Linked DNA regions of Mus musculus: region 1 is linked to region 2. The links are chromatin contacts, found by Hi-C or POLR2A ChIA-PET in ENCODE. All regions are on one chromosome and are shown on one strand. The core of a region is the stretch at or near the end of the contact, and the rest is flanking DNA. Distances in the headings are between cores, read along the strand shown. Region 1 holds the start of Tmem38a (transmembrane protein 38A). Region 2 holds the start of Cherp (calcium homeostasis endoplasmic reticulum protein).

Region 1 (2,700 bases), core at 148-2,647, 97 kb before region 2:
GATGGTCTGTAGTCACACTGGACAAGAACTCATCAATAGCCCTGGCTGTCCTGGAATTAACTTGCTTTCCTCCTTTCTCTACGTTCTACGTTCTGGGGTTAGAGGCGAGCTACATTTGTCCTCATTAAAGCAGATTTGGAGGAGGGGTGCGGTAGCAGCAAGATGACTCTGCTGGTAAAGGAGCTTGTCTATGAATTTGACCACCAGAGTTTGACCAGTGACCCCCGTAAACTGTCCTCTGACCTCCACACATACCCACAACACAGAGATAAGTAAAAGTAATTAACTTTTTTTTTTTTTAATCAAAGAAGTAGGGTCTATCCTCCTCTGACTCTTGAAAGGAAGCTGACCCAAAGTTGCCCTGTCCTGGAACGGTTTAGGCTCCATAAGTGGGAAGGATCCCAGGCCCGAGCTGGCCCAGCTGGCATGTGAGAAGGGAGGGAAGAAGATGCCAAAAGATGCAGTACAGAGGGGACATGGGTGTCACTTTCCCCCGAACCTGATCGCAGCACCCAGCATGGCCAGTCCTTATATAGTCACCAGGCAGTCAATTCAAGGGCGTTAAGGGAGGTCATGGCAGCTGACGTCCAGAACATCTGACCCTCGCCCAGGCAGGTCCGATCCTTGATTTGGAACCTTCGCCACCATCAATCCCCCTTGCCCAAGATTAAGTTCAGGAATCCTTGCTCTAACCTGACTCTGGCCTTTTCGTTGCCCCCGCCCTCAACCCCAACCCCGCAGCACCTGTCCTCCTAACCGTAAACAAGAGCGCTCCTTTTCTTCCCTCCCACCTCATTTGCAGCCTCCTTTCCACAGCGCCTCTGTCCCCAGGGTTCGCTCCTCCACCTGCGCGAGCGTGGGAGCACTCCACGATCTCAGCCTCTGCCTCCTCCCCCATCCAGCTCCAGGATCTAGCCTGTCTCCTCCTTTCGTCTCCATCATCAAGCTAGGGGCAACCTCCCTCCTGGTAACTCCTACAATCCTCGACTCACCTGGCTCATACTTCAGGTAGATGATGGAGACGATGAAGTAGCTGAGGTCGAAAACAGGGAAGAGCGGCACCCGCGAGAAGCTGAGCGCTAGCTCGCCCAGGCTCAGCGCTGACATCAGGTCCATGGCGATGGAGGGCGCCTCCCCGGCCCCGTGCGTCCCGCGCCCCGCTGCCCGACGAATGCTCCCTCGCCACTGAGCCCGCCCCACTGCCAGGCACCGCCCCCCGCCTGCCCCCACCCCTCGGGAGAGGAGGGGTGGTGGGGGACTCCTAGCAGCCGGGAGCCCAAAATGCGGGGCCGTAGGGACGTCAGAACTCGTTCAACAGAGCCAAAAAGGCGATCTGTCCCCTGCATCCAGCACACACAAGAGGGAATCTTGTCCTTAAACATCTGCGTAGTTAGAATCCTGTCCCTTTTCCATGGGACTAACCAATTCAGGACCCCTATTTCCCTCAAAACCCGCGCCCTCGGAAGATCTCAGCCAAGAATATCATGTTTCATTCCTGAGGATCCAAAGTCAGAACCCCGCCTCCCACAAGGGGACCTCAACCAAACCCTCACGTTCTGTTTGGTTTTGTCTCTCTAAAAGGCTCCACAAGTCAGAACCCTCCTCTTTGTGGACCCCAGCCCAGACTGGATCCACTAAGTTAGGACCCTCCCGCTTCAGGAGGCCCCACAAGTTAAGATCCATCCTCTGTAGACCTTAATCCAGGCCTTATGTTCTGTAAGTCTGTCCGGTCAGGACTCTCATTCTCCGTGGGGTTACTCGAGTCAGACCTGGGAGGTCCGTGGGAGGTACAACTCAGGCAGGAGGTCATCCTGACTCTATGCACTCTGAGCCGGGATCGCAGTTCTCCGTGGGGACCCAAGTGGAGTCCTTTTGGAGTTCAGGCATCTGCCGCGCCCATATCCATATCCAAGCCGTTCACGGGCGGCTCAAGGGTCAAGGGCGCAATTTCTGTAGCCCGGAATCCATAGCCCAACCAACCCCCGAGCGGCATCAACAGCAGGGACCAGCTGTGGCACGTAACACTGAGCATGCGCGCGCGCACCCCAAGCTCCGCCCTGTAGGTGACATCATGCTACATCCTCAGTCGAACCCAACCAATGCTGATTCAGAATTGGTCAGTTCTCGTTCCACTTTCCGCCCCTCATCACGGCTTCCGTTTCCGGTTTGACGGACGCCTTGGGTGTAAGGATGATCGGAGACATACTGCTGTTCGGGTAATATGAATGAGGGGTGTTAGAGGTCGGAGAGTGGCAGTCAGAGGGGTGGGGGTGACCCTTACTGACCGTTACTGTCCCTCCGCAGGACGCTACTGATGAACGCCGGGGCTGTGCTCAACTTTAAACTGTGAGTAGGCCGCGACAGGCGGTGTCCCAGACAGCCAGGCCCTCCCACAGCCAGTCCCCGCCCACACCCTTGGTCACCGCCAGTCCCGCCCTGTGCATGCTCCACGCCCCACTAATCCTACCTCTAGCCACGCCTCCGCGCTGCTTCACCAGGCTCTGACAGTTCTGTATCACTCCAGGATCTTTAAATCTGTACTCTCTAGACCAGGGAACGGCTCAGCGGGCAGAGGCGCTTGCTGCCAAGCCTGACTACTTGAGTCCGATTCCCGGATCCCCCATGGTAGAAATCCTGTTGATTGTCCTTTTGATCTCCACACAACTGCTGCGGGATGGCACACTCATTCTTTTTTTTTTT
Region 2 (2,700 bases), core at 119-2,618:
AGGTGAGCATGAGGGAGACAGTCCGGGCAGATACAGACTTCTATTTACTGTGAGCCACACAGAGTCCCTACAAGGTCACAATAGTCTTTGGGGATTGCAGGCCTGTGCTGCTGTTGTCTGGTTTTTACACTGAATTCTTGGACCTGAACTCAGGTGGTCCTGCTCCCATGACAAGCACATCACCATTGAGCTATCTCTGCAGCTCCAAGAGTAGGACATTATAAAGGGGCTTCACAGCAGGCAAGACAGGAGTTACAGGAAGGGCATAGGGATCAGGATACCTGCTAGGCTCAACTTCCTCCTTCCTCCTCATATAATCGTGGTGTGGTGCTTCCAGCAGTAAGAATATCCAATTAGGAAAAGTCGGAGACCCTGGCATAACAGGCTCAAAGGATCACTAAGGGCTTAGTGGCCAGCACAAACTCAGAAAGTAAATCATGCCAGTGCTGTAGATCCTGTGCCTGCTTCCAGCTTCTTTAGGCCCTGAAGTCACGTACACAAACCCACCTGACACATAATTAAACCTTTGTTTTCGAGACAGGGTTTCTCTGTATAGTCCTGGCTATCCTGAAACTCTTTGTAGACCAAATTGGTTTTGAACTTGAGATCTGTCTGCCACTGCCTCCCAAGTGTTGAGACTAAAGGCGTGCGCTACCATGCCCGGCAAAATATAAATCTTTTTTTCTTTCTAAAGGTCGATGGTATATCTCAGTGATTGCCTAACATGCAGCCAGTCCTGTCTTCCATCCCCAGTATCCTGTAACCCTGGTGTGGTGGTGGCACACGCCTGTCATCTCAGTACTTAAGAGCTAAGAGGAGGATCGGGAGTGCAAGATTATCTAAGGCTGTGTGGGGAGTTAGAGATCAGCTTGGGCTCTATGAGACCTAATATTCAAAAACCAGGAGTAAGTAATAATATAAATAAACAGAAGGGATGGGGTGTTGACGCAGCTTCCGCTTCTCCTTCCATAGAACGTCTATAGTCGCTTCAGAAGAGATGTCTTTGCTCCACGTCGGTCTGATGTGATGTTGTGGAGCCCCAATGCTCAAAATTCTTACCCAGAAGGAGCATATCGGAACAGGAGCCGAGTGAGGTGTGATTCGCCAAAACCATCACCTGCCGATCCCGCCTTCTGGATGGCGTAAAAGGATGTGAAAGACGCAGAGGCCTGGGAGTGCACGCGTTCGCAAGAACGCAGCAGAAACCCAGAGTACCGCCGGCGCAGCTTCTCACGCTCCAGCGCGTCGGGGAACAGCGGCCGGGCCGCCGCATGCGCAAAGAGGCTCACGCGCATGCGTCTCACTAGGCCATCCTTCTCTGGAGTCCTCACGCAGTCCCTTCCCGCCCTCCTCCGGTCTTCACTTCCGGTGTTTCCCAGCGACAGCCGTAAATGGCGCGCGAAGCGGCCCGCGAGGCCGTCGTAAACGTCGCCCTTCGCGCCACTTCCGGCCGGCTTCTGTGGCCGGTGCTGGTAAGCGATCGTGAGGCGGCGGAGGACGTTGCCAGTGGCTGCAGCCATGGAGATGCCGATGCCGCCAGATGGTGAGGCCGGTCCCTGAGCTGAGGTCGTTGGGTTCTTCTCGTGTGCCCCCGCCGGCCAGCCGTGCCTCCTCGCGTTGCCGGGCCAGTGACGGAGCGCGCTGCGGCCTCGCCGCTCCTCCCTCGGCCTCTCCGTGGTTCCCCGCATTCCTGGCGCGCGCTTGGCCCTAGTCAGGACCCGTACACCACCGCCTTGCAGTGGCCCGCCCCAGAGGACCCCGGCCTGGTCCCCGGGTCAGGCTGCCCCCACTGACGCCTTTTCCTCTGTTTTGCAGATCAGGAGCTTCGAAATGTCATCGATAAGCTCGCTCAGTTTGTGGCTCGCAACGGACCCGAGTTCGAGAAAATGACGATGGAGAAGCAGAAGGACAACCCTAAGTTCTCGTTTCTGTTTGGAGGCGAGTTCTACAGTTACTACAAGTGCAAGCTGGCACTGGAGCAGCAACAGCGTGAGTTCCCCTCAGGCCCTCAGCCGCCTCGGGGTTCAATGCGGGCCCCGCCGCAGCCAATTTCTTTAGAGTTGCAAGTTTCCTCTGCAGAGCAGAGCAGCCGTTCTTCTGTCCTACCCGGAGCCCTGTACCAAGATAGACTGCTGGATCTGTGTGTCATAAGGAGAGACTATCATATATTCTCTATCCAGGCTTTTGGGTCGGGAGTGGTCCCTGGGTGGTCTTTGCAGAGGCAATTGCGGATCTGCAGGAAGGTGGGAACTGTGCAAACTGTGCAGCCTTTCTGCAGGCTGAGACCATAGCTTTCTGCATTTCAGGTGCATAGATCAAAAAGCTTTCCCTTTAGTTTTTGCAACGTTTTTCTTTTCCTTTTTTTTTTTTTTTTTTTTTTGCTTTCGAGATAGGGTTTCTCTGTGTAGTCCTGACTGTTCTAGAGCTAGTTTTGTAAACTAGATTTAAACATCAAGAAAAATATGATTAAAAATAATAGAAATAATAAAAAGTTTAGAGCCAGGGATGATGGGACCACCGCTTTAATCTCAACACTTAGAAGGCAAAGGCAGGTCGATCTCTGTGAGTTTGTGGCCAACTGATTGTACAAGTTCCAGTACAGGCAAGACTACATAGACTGCCTAAAAAAAAAAAAAAAAAAAAACAAAAGAAAAAGGAAAATGAGTGAAGAAGCACAGCTGGTCTTTAAGGGCCTCACAC

What was found. Hi-C counts contacts between places; a loop is a spot of excess contacts on that map. ChIA-PET counts read pairs that join two places held with the same protein, here RNA polymerase II (POLR2A).
Region 1: POLR2A ChIA-PET joins it to region 2 with 20 read pairs in Patski. The contact joins the promoter of Tmem38a here to the promoter of Cherp in region 2. A Hi-C loop is called at or near these places in 1 of 37 maps with a recorded cell type or tissue (gastrocnemius). POLR2A ChIA-PET finds 5 or more read pairs at or near these places in 3 of 5 experiments (Patski and embryonic stem cell).

The regions. Positions count from the first base shown.
Region 1 is chr8:72,570,520-72,573,219 of GRCm38, reverse strand. It overlaps Tmem38a (transmembrane protein 38A), which reads right to left and starts at 1,397. Exons shown (of 6, transcript NM_144534.2): 1 at 993-1,397. The coding sequence starts at 1,116. It overlaps Smim7 (small integral membrane protein 7), which reads left to right and starts at 2,172. Exons shown (of 5, transcript NM_172396.3): 1 at 2,172-2,216; 2 at 2,305-2,346. The coding sequence starts at 2,191.
Region 2 is chr8:72,473,901-72,476,600 of GRCm38, reverse strand. It overlaps Cherp (calcium homeostasis endoplasmic reticulum protein), which reads left to right and starts at 1,368. Exons shown (of 18, transcript NM_138585.3): 1 at 1,368-1,543; 2 at 1,816-1,989. The coding sequence starts at 1,519.